2 separate regions of the Mus musculus genome follow, and region 2 is linked to region 1. The links are chromatin loops, found by intact Hi-C in ENCODE. Cell type or tissue: heart. All regions are shown on one strand.

What was found. A loop is a pair of places that touch in the nucleus more often than their neighbours do. Peaks named below come from ENCODE experiments on the same cell type or tissue, not always from the same donor. Only the 100,000 strongest peaks of a DNase experiment are listed, where the experiment ranks them.
Region 2: a loop joins it to region 1, with 4 times the contacts of the local background. A loop is called at or near these places in 3 of 42 quality-filtered maps.

What each region holds. Positions count from the first base shown.
Region 1 is chr7:126,858,465-126,866,464 of GRCm38, forward strand. It overlaps Ino80e (INO80 complex subunit E), which reads right to left and starts at 3,908. Exons shown (of 8, transcript NM_001370765.1): 1 at 3,810-3,908; 2 at 3,241-3,553; 3 at 3,012-3,082; 4 at 2,776-2,828. The coding sequence starts at 3,865. It overlaps Hirip3 (HIRA interacting protein 3), which reads left to right and starts at 3,508. Exons shown (of 7, transcript NM_172746.3): 1 at 3,508-4,052; 2 at 4,136-4,256; 3 at 4,354-4,462; 4 at 4,705-5,786; 5 at 5,856-6,021; 6 at 6,099-6,197; 7 at 6,270-6,658. The coding sequence starts at 3,988. The coding sequence ends at 6,433. It also overlaps a transcript of Taok2 not described here. In heart, a CTCF peak has its summit at 3,482; DNase peaks (open chromatin) are centred at 2,642, 3,447, 3,917 and 7,810; H3K4me3 peaks cover 3,718 bases; H3K27ac peaks cover 3,438 bases.
Region 2 is chr7:126,923,933-126,931,932 of GRCm38, forward strand. Kctd13 (potassium channel tetramerisation domain containing 13) reads left to right here and starts at 4,947. Exons shown (of 6, transcript NM_172747.2): 1 at 4,947-5,366; 2 at 6,701-6,870. The coding sequence starts at 5,123. It also overlaps a transcript of Tmem219 not described here. In heart, no CTCF peak of the experiment used is centred here; a DNase peak (open chromatin) is centred at 4,909; H3K4me3 peaks cover 1,804 bases; H3K27ac peaks cover 2,284 bases.

The sequences.
Region 1 (8,000 bases):
TCTACAGAGTGAGTTCCAGGACAGCCAAGGCTACACAGAGAAACCCTGTCTCGAAAAACCAAACCAAACCAACCCAAAAACCACCAAAATCCTAAGGAGATGGTCCAGGGCCTCTGGCGCTTCGGTTAATTGCTAGCTCAGTGTTCTTCCTAGGAGACTCCCCATTCCCTCAGCACTCACCACACAAGATGATACATGTTATCTTGGATCCTTTACTTATATCTGAAACACTCTCAAGGTATGTGCATCCCTGGATGGCCTGGAACTCAGAGAGATCTTCCTGCTATTCTCTCCCCATGTTTATGTGTATGTTATGTGTATGTTATGTGTTTGTGTGTGAGTATGTGTATGTGTGGAATGTTCATGCACAAGTCTGAGAGAGTCAGAAGAAGGCATTCAACCCCCTGGAACAGTGACATGCTTGTGAGCTGCACGTAGGTACTGGGAACTGAACCCAGGTCCTTCCCAAGAGCAGTAGGTGCTTTTAACTGCAAAGACATCTCTTTAGCTCTTTGCCTACAATTTAAAGTTAATTGTAAAACAAAACAAAACAACAACAACAACAAAACTTAGGTTGGAAAACCAGCAATCTGTCTTTCTGCTCTTGCCGCACACACCGACCGTCCTCATCAACACCACTCACCTAGACATCACTCACAGGTGAACTGCTGCTTCAATTCCTACACACCGCTTAAAGTTGTTTTCTCATTCATACACAGTTCAGATCATACTTGCTTTTCTGTGCTCTACAAGCTGGAACATACTGTTGATAAGATGGCTCTGGGTAACCCAGGTTGGCTTGGAATTCAATATGTAGACGAGGCTGGCTTTCAAGCTCACCGGCCGAAGTGTTAACATTAGAGACATGTTTCACCATGCCTAACTGGCTCTCATTTGTTTAGTTTTATTTGAGACAGGGTCTTACTTTGTAGCTCAAGCCGGCTTGGAACTTAGAGCGATATATCCTCCTGTCTCAGCTTCCCAATGCTGGGATTACAGATACAAGGCACCATGCCCAGGTGGGTTTTGCATTTGTAGCTTTTCATTTTTACTTAGAGACAGCATTGTGTAGCCGTATGAACTCATGGTTCTCCTGCCTGTACCTCTCAAGACGGGCTGGGATTAAAGGCCTGTTCCACCAAACTTTGCTTCACAACCCACCCCCTTTTCTTTGAAACATAGTTTCATTTAGCTAGGTTGAAACTTATATTTAAATTAAAAAAAAAGAGTTACGTTTACTTATTTGTGTGCATATGGGCACACTCACGTGGAGGTCAGAGTACAGCTGAAGAGAACCTTGTCTCCTACAGTGTAAGACCTGGGGATTGAATTCAGGCAGTCAGGTTCAGCAACAAGTGTCTGTGCTCCTCAACAAGCTATCTCAAAAGAAACTAGGTGTGGGCTCAGGAGCTAAGAGCACAGCACTGGCTTCTCTTGCAGAGGACCTGGGTTCAGTTCCCGGCACTCGCTTCACTGCCTACAACTGTCTGTAACTCCGTCAGCGCCCTCCCCGACCTCAGAAGGGACTGTGTGTGCAGGGCAGGCAGGCAAAACACCCATGCACATAAAATAAGTATGTTAAAAAATAAACCACGCAGGTGGGTGGGCATGTGGCACAAGCATGAAACTCTAGCACCGGGGAGGCCTGGTTAGGAGACTATGAGTTCAAGACCAACTAGAGCTACAAATGAAGACTACACCTCAAACAACAACAGCAAAACGCTATAAAGATTATGAAACTACATAAAATACAAAATGTCATGCTCACAAATAAAAATTCTAATAAAACACGAGTTGTTTTGTTTCCTAATATGCTGGCTGTGGCTGCTTTCACATGAGCCATGCAGTTTTTGCTTCAATGACAGTATTTTATAAAGTAAAATATTTTCCTGACTCTTTGCAAAGGAAACCCAGCCTGTTATTCTGCAGTTACTGCCGTCTTTAATCCTCGTCAAGCTCTAGCCAATCACTTAAAATTCTAGTTTGTGGTTTGGAGAGATGGTACAGTGGTTAAGAGCCCGACTGCTTGCTCTTCCAGAGGTCCTGAGTTCAATTCCCAGCAACCACGTGGTGGCTCAAGGCCATCTGTAATGGGACTGGATGCCCTCTTCTGGTGTGTCTGAAGACAGCTACAGTGTACTCATATACATAACATAAATAATTCTAAAAAATCCTAGAAAACCACTTTTCTTCTCAATACCATTAGTGTGTTTGTGCAGATACCTACATGCTATAGCGAGTGTTTTGAGATTAGTGGACAGCTTTCAGGAGTTGTTAGTCTCCTTTGTTCTTAAAGATTGGGCCTCAGTAACAAACTCTATGCCTCTGCCTCTGGCATGCACTACAGGAATGGCTACTACTTTTATCTTTCTAGTTTACTTTTTCACTTATTATAGACAACTGATAGAAATGACAAGCAGCCAGAGGCTTCCTTCATTTTGCCAGCCTGTGTCAAGCACAGTACCTAGAACACAGTGGATAAGGAAATACTTGAAAATCCAGAGGCGTGGTGTGTTCTTTGGAGGCAGAGGCAGGCGGATTTCTGAGGCTAGCCTCAGGCTAGCCTGGTCTACAAAAGGACTACACAGAGAAACCTTGTCCAATGGGGTGAAAAAAGACAAAACAGGAAGAAGGTGACAGAAGGCAGCAACTAGGCTTAAGAACCATTGGAGGGGCCTGCATCAGCTTCCGGACCCTAGGAGGGTGGACCTAGGAACACGTGTTTCAAGGGCCAGTATCTCATATCTTCCTAAAAGTGGTCATGACTTTGCTCACCAGAGGAGTCTTCATCCACGTTCTCATACTGCAGAAGTCGATCTAGAAGGAAACTGAGACAAGTGGGAAGGAGGGTGGGTATCCCCATTTTGGTGGTCTTGAGCCCTACCTAGTCCCTCCTAGGAGACCCACTGGATCCTCCTAAGACTGCATGCATTTGGGATCCTGTTCCGGGACGGCGTAAGAACGGATTCCCTGGGAGTTAACAGTGCCCTCGTGCCCACAAGATGCCTTACCTCTTGTCTCGGGAAACCTTCAGCAATTTCCTTTGCGCCTTTCTGAGCTCCTCCTGGAAGCACTCGTGCTCCTGCGGCGGACAGGGCGGGTGCTGAGCCAAGAGCAATCCATAAAAGACCCAGAACCCGGAGACATCTCTCCCTACTCACCCCCTTTACCACATGGGTAAACTGAGGTCCTCTCCGAGTTAGGCCTCACACTCCACAACCGCCCCACGCTGGCACTCACGTAAATGAGGAACTTGAGCTTCCGCTTCAGATTCCTGTATTTCTTTTTGTAGTCCACTTCGCCGTCCGCTGGTCCGTTCATGACCCGCCAGGGAGAAACGCCCCGGAGTAGAGTCCCGCTACCCAAGTCCGCCCGGCCTCTCACACCTCCACTTCCGGAGACTTTGCAACGCCGTATGAAACGGACTACAACTCCCAGCGTCCTCCGCGCGCGGGGAGCGTAATCACACCGCCCGCCCTCCTGGGGGAAGACCCGAAAGGAACGCTGCTTCCAGTGGCTTCGCGGTGAGCTGAGGTCACAGAGGAGCTGGACACTGGGGGGGCACAATTATTGATTGTAAACTGTTTATAAAGATTTGGAACCAAAAGAATATAACCAGAAATTCAGTATGTTAGCGAGAATACCGTCTCCCTTCTGCCTTTCGAAACAAGCGACCTAATTTGTTAATCCCGACCACAGGGATTGATTGAACTGATTACGTTATAAAGACTGCCGGCGCCGAACCGGCTTCTAGCGAAAATTTTAACACGTAGTTTTAGCAAAGAGTCGAAACCTCGCTCAAGACCCACCAGCTGCTCAGGAAAAAGCAAGGTCGGCCAAAGTTTTCCGTCTCAGTGCTCCACATCGGAGGCTCAACGGTCCCATTCCTCACGAAGCCGCCGCACTGCGCGTGCGCAAACTACTGTCGCTCGGGAAACCAGCCTTGAAGAAAAAAAGGCGGGAGCAACCAATCCCTGGTGACGCAAAATGGCGCCGGGAGATGAGATGCGAAAATTCACTCGCAGCTTCTTTCGAGCTTGCCCGGACCTCAGGTGCATAGAGTCTGGGTATTAGAGTCTGGGTTGTGAAGGGGAGGGGTTAGGCTGGAACTCTGTCATGACACGTGTCTCTGTAGCTCGGTTACGCACGCCATCGTGCGACAGAAATTTTTGATTCACGTGGGTCGGGATCATCTTGAACCTGAAGAGAAGCAGGCGTTGAAGCGGCTGGTGGAGGAGGAGCTGCCGAAAATGCAGGTGTGGGTCTAACCCTGGGCCAGCAGAGACAGGGTTTGTTGCTGAGGGGTTGGGGCAGGGCATCTTGGTTCGGTTTGCCCTCATGCTGCACCCACAGGCGGATGCTGGTACCAGGGAAGGAAAGCCAGACTTTATCAAAGTGAAGAGGTCTCCTGCTCCCTGCAGTGACCCAAAGAAGAAAAGGTTCCGCTTTAATTCAGAGTCAGGTTAGTGCCTTCTTCCCTGTTTATCTGTCTGTGACTCCAGCATCATTGGTTTCTTCAAAAGGCGAGGCGCATGTATTAATTGCAAGGCTGGGGCTTGGGGGACAGTGAGTCAGGAACCAGCTGGGGCCACAGCTGTGGTGCTTCTTGCTGCCCTTCACTCTTAACCAGAGTAGATCTAGAAGCATCCTATTCTAGATGGAAGGAGAGGGAGGAATCCATCCAGTCCCATCCCCATGTTTCAGAATCCAGCTCTTCACCATCCAGTCCAGATGGCTCAGGACCCTCAACAAAGAACAGGACAACCAAGAAGACATGTCTAAGAAGAGCCTTAAAGAAAGCAGTTGAGAGCACAGATGAAGACCACCAAACAGACCTGGATGCAAAGATGGGATTGGAGGAGAGCAGTGAGGGGGAAGCAGAGGGCTCTGTTAGATCAGGTAAGGTCACCGAGGAAGAGGAGGACATGAAACAAGAACAGAAGGGCCAGGTTAGAAAGCAAGCTGGGGCCAAAGACAAGCAAGTACCACTCAAGGCAGACAGGAAGCAGGTTAGGGAAGAGAGTGGGAGCAGTGAGGAGGAGGCTGTGCTGCAGAGAGCAAAGGTGGAGGGAAGCACAGGTGCTAACTGCCAGGAGGAGAGTGAAGAGAGCGGAGAGGAGAGCCCAGCTAAGAAGAAAGAGCTTAGTGAGCCCAGATCCAGAAGTAACAGAGCAGAGAGAACAGCCAGGGAGAGAAAGAGCTATAAGCAGAAAAGCAGGCCTGGGAGGCCAACTGGAGGCTTGCGAGACAGCGAGGCAGAGAAGGAAGGGGGCACAGTGGGCAGTGGGGACAGCAGTGAGGAGGGGGAGGCAGAGAAGGAAGGAGGCACAGTGGGCAGTGGGGACAGCAGTGAGAAGGGGGAGGCAGAGAAGGAAGAGGGCACAGTGGGTAGTGGGGACAGCAGTGAGGAGGGAGAAGAGCACTCGGTGAAGAGAAAGAGCAAGGTCAGGACCCAGACCGAGAGTGGGAGGAGGCAGAACACAAGCAGCAGGGATGACAGTAACAGCACACAGGAGCAAGCAGCTGCTCAAGGCACTACAAAGTCAGGCAGCCTAGGCAGCAGTAATGGTGACAGTGACACAGAGAGGGAAGTGAGTGACTCCCAGGCAGGACAAAACACCAAAGAGGAGAGGAAGAGCCGCTCTTCCAACAAGAGCTCCAAGAACGGCCAGGCCCGAAGTTGTTCATCTTCATCAGATTCGAGTCCAGAACCCACAGGTCAGAAGGGCAAGGCCCGAAGTTCCTCATCTTCATCAGATTCAGGTCCAGAACCCACAGGTCGGAAGGTGAGAGGACACACCAGGTGGGTGGGATCCACTCAGGAAAAGGGACTTCAGCTGCAAACTCCTTATTAGGCTGCCTCTCGCTGTGGAGAGGACCACCCAGCTGTGGCTAGACTAAAGCGTTACATTCGAGCCTGTGGTGCCCACCGAAACTACAAGAAGCTGCTGGGCTCCTGCAGCTCCCACAAGGCGCGCCTGAGTGTCCTCAGGGCTGAGCTGGAAGCACTGGGCATGAAGGGTGAGAGGGGTGTGCCTGAGATCTACAGGAGGGCCTGAGCACTGGGGAGGAGGCCTCACAAGCTGCTTCTGCTCCAGGGAACCCTTCCTTGGAGAAGTGTCGCGCTCTGAAGCTGCAGCGGGAAGAGGCAGCTGAAGTGGCTGCCCTGGATGTTGCCAACATCATCAGCAGTACAGGTAAACAATTTCTGCTTCAGGGAAGGAAGAGCCTGGGGTCCGGGAACTGATTTTTCTCTCCCCACCTCCCAGGCCGGCCACGAAGACGAAATGCCTGGAACCCTTCAGGGGAAGGGACCTCCCCAGGAGAGACTTATCGCCGAACCCTGGACTCAGAAGAGGAGCAGCCGCGCCAAGCACCTCCAGACTGGTCCCATATGCGTGATATCATCAGCAGTGACGGTGACAGCAGCTGAACTCCCGTGTCCATGGTGGACCTTACCCTGTTATACAAGAGCCTGGTCAGTGGAAGCAACTTCCAAAGACAGACTACAGTGGCAGGATCCAAGTTATTGGCACACTACTCAATTTCATGTTCTCTAAGATGGCCTTGGGGTTCATGTGCAAGCATCCTCTCCAGGCATTTGAGTGGACTGTTGTTTGTTTTTAAAGACTCAATAAAAAATGTTTGTAATTACTTCATCCAAATTGGTCCCAAACCGTCATGCCCTGTCTGTCCTTTGGGGTCAAGAATTTAGTAGTCGAATTCTCTCTCTTATCGATTCCAGAGTTGTCCTAGCCCCTGTACTGTGTCATCCAGTCTGTCACCAGATGGTATCAGAGAGGGTATGGCTCTCCCTCCTCCAGTGTGGCCAATCTGGCCTTAGCAATGTAAAGTTGACTCCAAGAATGTATGCCTAGCATGAATAAAGCCCTGGGTCTCAACCCCAACAACACACACACTCTCAGGCTCAGTTCATCTTCATTCCCATGCCGCCAGGGTCTCTTAGCCTCATACAGGGAGTTTTAGTAGACCCGTCTGGCCAATCAGAGCCCAGGTGTAGTAAGATAGACAAATGGGATCCCAAAGCAAAGCAGAATAAGGACTTAAGCTGATGACCTTCTAGTCATATGTGCACCCACTAAAATCACTACAACTTCAATCACGTCACCCAACTAAGCACAAGTAATACTATCACTTGCCACTGATAAATTCTCCACACATACCTTAGACAAAAAGGGAGACATCCTGTGGTCTGTTAGAATAACCAACAGTTTATTAAAAGCTCGCCCTAGGGCTCTGTGCCAGCCCCATAGCTGAGAGGGGCTCCCATGACTGCTCCCAGGTTTGGCAGCAGCCCTTTCCAAGGTCCTTCCCTTGTCCCCCGCCCCAGCCCTGACCCCAATTTAAAAAAAAAAAAAAAAAAAAAAAAAGACAAGACGGCACAGGACGTCAGACAGCAATAGGAGAATGGTGAGACTCAGGCACCCTGACTGCAAGACCCCTGATCCTTCTGGAGGAAGGCCTCCTCCCATTCTCCTTGCTTTGGCACCAGACCTGCTCTGCCATTCCACCAGGTCTGGGGGCCCTGTTGTCCCCAGTTCATGGCCCCATCACAAGGGTTGTATAATTCTCTGAAATATAATATATCTAGACCCACCCTTCCCCTCCCCTAGGGGACCAGATGAATATTTGACACTCACAGTTCCCACCTTTTATAGGTGGTGATGGAGGGAGACCCTGGCACCATGGTGGGGAGGCAGGGCTCCTGGTCAGCCTTGGGGCACCAATGCCCAAGCTGGCCTGGGGTCACTGGCCAGCCCCAAGAAGCTCATGAGATGAGGAGGTCTGATGGGGGAGCTGGAGCCAACATCTGTCCCCACCACCACTGTGTAGGCTTCAAGCACACTGCCTGTAGGATCAGGCACCACCCACTCCCACCTTGCCCTACTCCTCTGCCCACCACTCTGGACTTCAGGAATAGAAGTGGGAGGAGCCGTTGAGGATGTGGGAAGCAACACTGGTGCTTCGGCTCAGCGGCC
Region 2 (8,000 bases), 65 kb after region 1:
GTTTTGCTCTGCTTAGAGCACTGTCAGGAAGCAGGAATGACTCTGGCTGAACACAGTCTATCTGAAAGAAGAGCAACAGGCCACAGCAGGCTCTCAGGGGCTCCTCCAGGTCAGGCAGATGGAGCCTGGGCTCTATCACACATCCTGCCTCTTCTCCAGGATTTTGCTAATCAGGAGCAAACATGTGTAGTTGGACTAAGATAAATGTCCCCTCCTTTTGTTGAAGGGCTCTCTGTGGCATGACAAAGGCCGTTTTGTAGCATTTGGCACTGGTCAGAGAACATCACACAATGGCATCGCGCATAGTCTCAAGGAACAAAAACAGCTAGGAATCCTAACACAGAGCCTGAAGCCCGTTTTGTCTGCGTCTTTGTCTTTTGTTTTGTTTTGTTTCTCTAGGCAGGCTTTCTCTGTGTAGCCATGGCTATCCTGGAACTCACTCTGTAGACCAGGCTAGCCTCAGACCCAGAGACCCTTCCGGCCTCTGCCTCCAGAGTGCCACTTCATCAGGCTCAGTTTGGTTCTTTTGTGCAGGAGCTAGGAAGTGAAGAGGGCTTCCTCTTGTGGGCTTCCTTCTGTGAGGTGAGCACTGACCCACATCCGCAGGCCTAGTCTCACATCTTGTCTTTTTAAAAGCTCGAAGTGACTTTCTTTTCTTTCTTTTCTTTCATTCTTCCTTCCTTCCTTCCTTCCTTCCTTCCTTTCTTTCTTTCTTTCTTTTTAAAGTTTTATTATTTTTGCATATGCATGTCTGTTTGGATGCCCTTGGAGATCAGAGGAGTTTTGAACTTCTGGAGCTGGACTTAGAGATGGCTGGCTGTGAGCCACACACCGTGGGTCCTAGGCACTGAACTGGAGTCTACTCCAGCCGCGGCTTTGTCAGCGCAGTCACAGAGCACTCTGCCAGAGCAGCAGTGTACAGGCACAGCGGAGAGCACCTGGTGCAGTCTGCATTCCCCTTTGTCAATGGATATAAATGGAAACTGGTTTTGAGCTACTAAGTAAAAGGTGCGTTCTTTGCGTTGCGTGGGGGGGTGAGTTTTGGATCACCCTTTCCAGTAGCATCATCCCTATTCAGAGAAGTTTATCCCATGTGGTGTGCATGATAAGGGACTCAGTCATCCCTGCTGGGAGACAGCAAGAGTAGCCTATTGACCCATTTTAGAAATTTCTGGGCATCATTTTCATGAAAACGTGGCCCACTGGAAAAAAAGGTCACTAAAAATATCTGAAGACAACCACCAATAACATCCATGTCTATAAAGTAGAAGGAAAGGAAAAAGCCTACAAGCAGGACCAACTAGGGTATAGGTCACATTGGGTGGGGGTCTAGGGATCACGCATCACAAAAGGCATGGGCAATTTTTCATCTCTTGCAGTGGGCAGATTCTGTGAGGGAAGTTACAGCTTTCTCACTTGGTGACTTAGAAGTTAGGCTCAGTATGGCATCCCTGGAACCCTAGCGATTAGGAGGACTAACCTGGGCATGGAAGCGCCTGCTTTTAAGCCCAGTGCTTGGGAAGCACAGGCAAGCAGTTCTCTGTGAGCTCCAGGACAGACTGGTTTACAGTGAAACCCCGACTTACACAGCAAGAATGCGTGTGTGCGTGTGTGTGTGTGTGTGTGGTGTGTGTGGTGTGTGTGTGTGTGTGTGGTGTGTGTGTGTGGTGTGTGGTGTGTGTGTGTATGTGTGTGTGTGTGTGTGTGGTGTGTGTGTGTGGTGTGTGTGTGTGGTGTGTGTGTGTGTGGTGTGTGTGTGTGTGTGGTGTGTGTGTGGTGTGTGTGTGGTGTGTGTGTGGTGTGTATGTGGTGTGTGTGTGGTGTGTGTGTGTGTGTGTGTGTGTGTGAGAGATGTGTGTGTGGTGTGTGTGTATGTGGTATGTGTGTGGTGTGTGTGTGTGTGTGGTGTGTGTGTGTGTGTGTGTGTGTGTGTGTGTGTGATGTGTGTGTGGTGTGTGTGTGGTGTGTGTGGTGTGGTGTGTGTGTGTGTGTGTGGGGTGTGTGTGTGTGTGTGTGTATGTGTGTGTTGTAAGGGGGGCACTGGGAAACAGTCTCCTATAGAGAGCCCAGATGTTATATTAGTTTCTGTTCCTGACAGGCTAGGATTTACTTACTCAGTTACTGTTTATTTTTCTGAGACAGGGTTTCTCTGCACAGTCATGAATGTCCTGGAACTTGCTGGATCTAAAGGTGTGTACCACCACACCAAGCTCAGGGATAGATTTATTAGTAGCGTTACAACTGTCTAAGCAGAAGCAGTTTTGTTCAGGTTCAATTGTTACAGGACCAAAGCTTAGAATTAATTTTGTAAAAAAAAAAAAAAAAAAAAAAAAAGCCTTAAGGATGGACCTATGGAAGATGTCTTAGTTACAGTTTTATTGCTCTGGAAGAACATCCAGTGTGCTTTATATCTGAGCCATCTCTTCAGCCCCAGGAAGTGGAAATAATTGTTACTGGTTATCATAGTCATTGTTATGCTGGCTAGGGATGTAGCTTAGTTTAGAGTGCTTGCCTGGCACGCACAGATCCCTGGATTTGATAACCAGAACCACATTGGCTGGGTGTGGTAGCCTGCGTCTGTTCTGTTACTTAGATGAGGGGTAGGAGTCTCTCAAATTTGAAGCTGGTTTGGCATACACAAACCAACCGACTTCCCCCTCAATCTTATCTACAAGATGAAAGGAATGAATCAGGGCTAACTCCCTGTGTAAAGCACAGGGGTCTCAGACCTTCAGCAGCCTGCAGAGTCAAGAAGGCAGTTCAACTCAACAGGACCCCAGTAGCCAGTGTTGGTTCAAATTTGGAAAGTCTGACCCCCAACTAGTTTATTTTATCCATATTTAAGCACATCACAACTTGGTGAAAACTTATTCTGGTAATAATTAACTCGAATTTGAGTTAAAAACAAAACAAAACAAAACAAAAAACATACCAAAATCTCTTTGAGGAACAAAGAAAACTAAATACAGGTCAGATGTAACTCCATCAAAACTCTGTAAATTACATAAAGATAGCTTTTAAAGACTGTCTGGGGCTGGTGAGATGGCTCAGTGGGTAAGAGCACCCGACTGCTCTTCCGAAGGTCAGGAGTTCAAATCCCAGCAACCACATGGTGGCTCACAACCATCCGTAACGAGATCTGACTCCTTCTTCTGGAGTGTCTGAAGACAGCTACAGTGTACTTACATATAATAAATAAATACATCTTAAAAAAAAAAAAGACTGTCTGTGGAAGACAAATTTACAACTCTCTTTAGGTGCTGGAAGTCTCTTGCCAAACAGAGAGCCAAGGTCACCAGGTTAGTTAACGGCTGGTTCCAGCCTTCTGCAAGGTATAGCATTTCTTCCCTTGAAGGAACAACTTTCTGTGCTTAACATTACAGATTCCCCAAGTGTTTATCTGTGAGTGCAAGGACCCCTCCCCCATGCCTCCTACAGTAAAGAATTAGCATTTGTAGGAGAGAGTTATATTCGGTCATTTTGTGTTCAGATATGATTATGGAATATGCTTCTTATCCACCAGAGTGTGAATTTGCCTGAAATTGGTGTTTTGTAAAACTGAGCTGACCAAGCCACTGCCACAGCCTCGCTATGGGTGCTAGGCCAGTCCTGGCAACAGCAAGGCTTCAGGGAGGAGAGCAAGTTCCAGTCAAGAATTACCTTCTCACTGCTCCACCTGGTAGGGAGAGCAGGCTTGGCAATCCCTCTTGGCAGAACACAAGTTTCTTCAGTGCCGGACACATTTCTTGATAACATCTTCTAACAGCCACTTTGCTTCTCCACACTGCTACCTCTCCAGAGCCAACACTAGATTTGTACCCCTGACTGAGCAGCAAAAGAACCAACCAGACCCAGAGAGAGGAGCTTTGCCCAGATCTTCCAGTCAGCTGGTGACAGAGTTGGAGAAGAGAAACTGGAACTCTCTCCCGACACAGGGGTTTTCTATGTAGACTAGGGTTGGACTTGAACTCAGAGAGCCACCTGCTTCTGTCTCCTGAGTGCTGGGATTAAAGGTGTGAGCCAACACTGCCTGGTTTGACTTTGCTTAAACATCCAAGACAAAACCCCTTCCAGACGTTAGGGCAGGCTGTTAAATACCTCAGCTATCACCTCTTGTTCACAATGCCCTATACCTTCTTCTCTTTTGGGGTTCCTTGGAAGGTCTCATGACAGCTGGGATTCTAAGACCTTCACTAGCTTGTCCAGTCTTATTCTTGTAATCGCCACGTTCCTGCCTAATGGTTCTCCTTTTGCTTTGAGATAGGTAAGACTGTATAGGCCAGGATCCCCTGGAGCTCATAATCTCTCTGCCTCAGCCTCCAGGGCTAAAATTAGTTATATGTAATTCAGGTCTCTATCCTTTTCCCTTCAGGGAACTCTTTGCACCCGCCTTCTAACCTGTGAGTCCCCTGGAAACCCTATGGCCTCATTGGAGAACTTTCTTTTTTCTTTTTTTTTTTTTTTTTTTTGTTTTGGTTTTTGGTTTTTTCGAGACAGGGTTCCTCTGTTTAGCCCTGGCTGTCCTGGAACTCACTTTGTAGACCAGGCTGGCCTCGAACTCAGAAATCTGCCTGCCTCTGCCTCCCGAGTGCTGGGATTAGAGGTGTGTGCCACCACGCGCGGTGAACTTTCATTTTGTTGACGGTTCTTCTAACAGTCTGTCAAGTGCACTGAGCTGGGCTAGGAAAACTATACTCAACCTTCAGCCTCTGCGCTTGTTTCTTTTTACGCGAATGAAGCGCTGCTGAAATCGTCACGGGTTGCGGTATTCTCCATCCACATGAACAAGGGGGCAAAGGATCCTTTAGACGTTTTCTCAGAACACCACACCCCCCAACCCGCAGGCTGGACTGCAACGGCGCCACCGACTGCGCACGCCCCGGTTCTTGGCTCCGCCCCCGAGACGCGGCCCTCGGCCTGGCCGCGCCTGCGCAGCTCCGCGCGCCGGCTTCCGGGTGGAGAGAGCGCGCGATGGGGCGGCTGGTGGACGTCGCGGAGTAGCTGTGGAGAGTGGGCGTGTGCGCCGAGCGGCCGGGCGCCGGCGCTGGAGTCGCGGGATCTCAGGGAACCGGACCGGGGCGCAGAGAGGGCCTCCGACTGCCACCCGCGTCCGCTCACTGGCATGTCGGCCGAGGCCTCGGGCCCGGCGCCGGCTGCGGCCGAATGCTTGGAGTCCCCTAGCCCCTCGAGTGTGGAGCCTGGCTCCCCCTCGTACAGTCTGAAGCCCCTCACCCCGAACAGCAAGTATGTGAAGCTGAACGTGGGCGGCTCGCTGCATTACACCACGCTGCGCACCCTCACGGGGCAGGACACCATGCTCAAGGCCATGTTCAGCGGCCGCGTTGAAGTGCTCACAGACGCGGGAGGTATGCGTGCCGCCGGTACACGTGCTGCCCTCCAGCTCCCAGTTCATTCCAGGCTCCCTAGTCCCATCTTATCTTTTCCTAATTCAGAATCTCTCTCTTTCCCCAATCCTTTACTTCCAGCAGTAACATCTGCCAAGCGCTCCATTGCCGATTATCTGCTCTTCTTCCCTTAGTTCAAACAGCCAAGGAACCAGGTCTACTGCAAGCAGTACCCCTCAAACAACCTTTATCACTTACTTCCCACTGCCCAGCCTTTTGTTTGCCTCTCTGCGGTAGAACCGCCCCAGGTAGCCTCGAGAACGGAAAGATTTGGTCTGTCTCTAATACAAGTGCCCAGTGCCCGCACTCTAGGAATCATCCATGAATGCGAAGTGAAGGGCGCAGCTTTTCTTGACAGGTGAACCTTAACCTTCTCGGGAGTGTTGCCTTAAATTTGGGACTCACTTATTGTAGAATAGCTTTAAGGGGAAGGGCTTAACATAGATAAAAGCAAACACTTAGGAGGTGAAGTTCGGCTTTCAAATACCGAAGATGAAAATTCACTTATTTGATTAGTATTGTGATGCGTCAGTTACTGCTAGAGAAAGTTTGGTAAAGGGAAATGATGAATCTTGGGGAGTTAGCCCCACACCCCGCAGGGAGTTGGGGAGGGCATGGAGTAGGAATGACCAGTAAGCAAGAAAATCTCATGTAATCACAGTAATTCTTGGTATTCCAAGTAATGTTACTACTTCATCGTTGTGAACCGGAGGATTGAAGTGGGCATTTTTCATTAAATTAGATGGTTAAAATGAATACAAGGGGTTACATTTATTGATAAGGTAATTTGGTAAGAATCTCCCCCATGGTGAGCTGGGCCTGGTGCCTCCTGCCTATACTGCTAACACTCAGTTTGGGTTACATAATGAGATCCTGACTTTAAAACAACGTTCCCACGGTGAGAGCCTTCTGACTGCCCAGCAGATTTGGGAGGGATCTGTTCCGTGGCAGGTGTGTGTATGATACACTGGAGATGTTTGAAACAGTTTTTGAACATGGCAGAGGTCTGAAACAGGTAAGTATTAGGTTTTCTTGTTGTCGTTCTTGTTGCCTCCCTGTCCCCACAGGGTTTTTTTCATGTCACCTTGGCTGCTGGAACTCACTCTGTAGACCACCAGGCTGGCCGCAAACTCAAGAGATCCACCTGCCTCTGCCTTCCAGATACTGAGATTAAAGGGGTGTGGCGCCAGGCATATATAGGTTTTCCTATGGCGTTGGAATCAGTTTCTAACAATGTATTAGCCCCAGTGCCTCCAGCAAGCCATCCTTCCTTTTGCCTTTTCCCACCCCACCAGGTTGGGTGCTGATTGACCGGAGTGGCCGCCACTTTGGCACAATTCTCAACTACCTGCGGGACGGGTCGGTGCCACTGCCTGAGAGTGCCAGAGAACTCGGGGAGCTGCTAGGTGAAGCCCGATACTACCTGGTCCAGGGCCTGATTGAAGACTGTCAGCTGGCGCTGCAGGTGAGAGCCCCTCCCCCACCCCCCCTTCTGGGTCCCTGTCCTTCTATCCAATAGGTAGCTATTACTACAGAAGAGAGATGTGGCCTAAAGAGCCTGGCTTAGACTTGACATAACCCCTAGGCTTTTGATATTTGGGGGCACAGTCCTCGGCAACATCCCCACTGCTTAAAGCAGGGTCTCAATACTCTCTGGTGTCCAGACTGTCGCCATTAAAAATGCCTGCTCTGGGAAGTGGGTGAAGGGGCTGAAGAGATGGCTTAGGAGTTTTAAAGCACTGGCTGCTCTTCCAGAGGTTCTGAGTTCAATTTCCAACAACCACATAGTAGCTCACAACAATCTATAATTCAATTTGATTTCTTCTTCTGGTGTGTGTGAAGACATAGCGTATGTGTTTACATACATAAAATCATAAATGCCTGATCTGTGCTTGTAGCTGTTCCTGTTCAGTTAGTACTATCACCTGAGTGACATTCCCACACAACCCCAGCCCATTTTCCCCTTTGCTCAAAAGCCTTAAACTCTCTAGGCCAGTAGGGGTCTCAAGTTATATAATTTAAGTTTTTGATTTCTTGTTACATTTATGTGTGTGTGCTACTGCAGTAGAGTTTTCACCATGTACAGTCTGGATACGGAGCACTCACTGGTCATCAAGTTTGGCCACTGAGCCATCTTAGCAGCCTGCTCTCACTTCATCTCAGTTTCAGCTGGAGTGTAATAACCTTGACGATCAGGTTCTGTCCTGGGAGGCAGCACACATGTGCATAAGCACGAGTGCCTGTATGCCAACCCTCGGGGCTTTTTATTTTAGGGTTTTTTTCAACACTGAAACTCTTTCCTCAAAGTGTCATAAAGTGGAGCCATACTCCATCCGCAGGGCTGGGGCTTCCCAGGCCTCCCACCTTGCTGTTGTACTTCTTTGGGTTCTGGGGACCCCATCAGCATCCCCTTTGGATCCAGCCCGGCTCTGCTGTGCTCAGTACCTTTCAGCCAGTCAGTTCCTGTCTCTAGCTTTCTGTTTTCCCGTTCCAAAAGATAAGTAAGAAAAAGAAACACAGTGTAGTAAGCTTTAATCAACTCGTTCAGGGTTACTGTAGTAACACAGTAGTAGATTGTAAGTTGTGGTATATTGA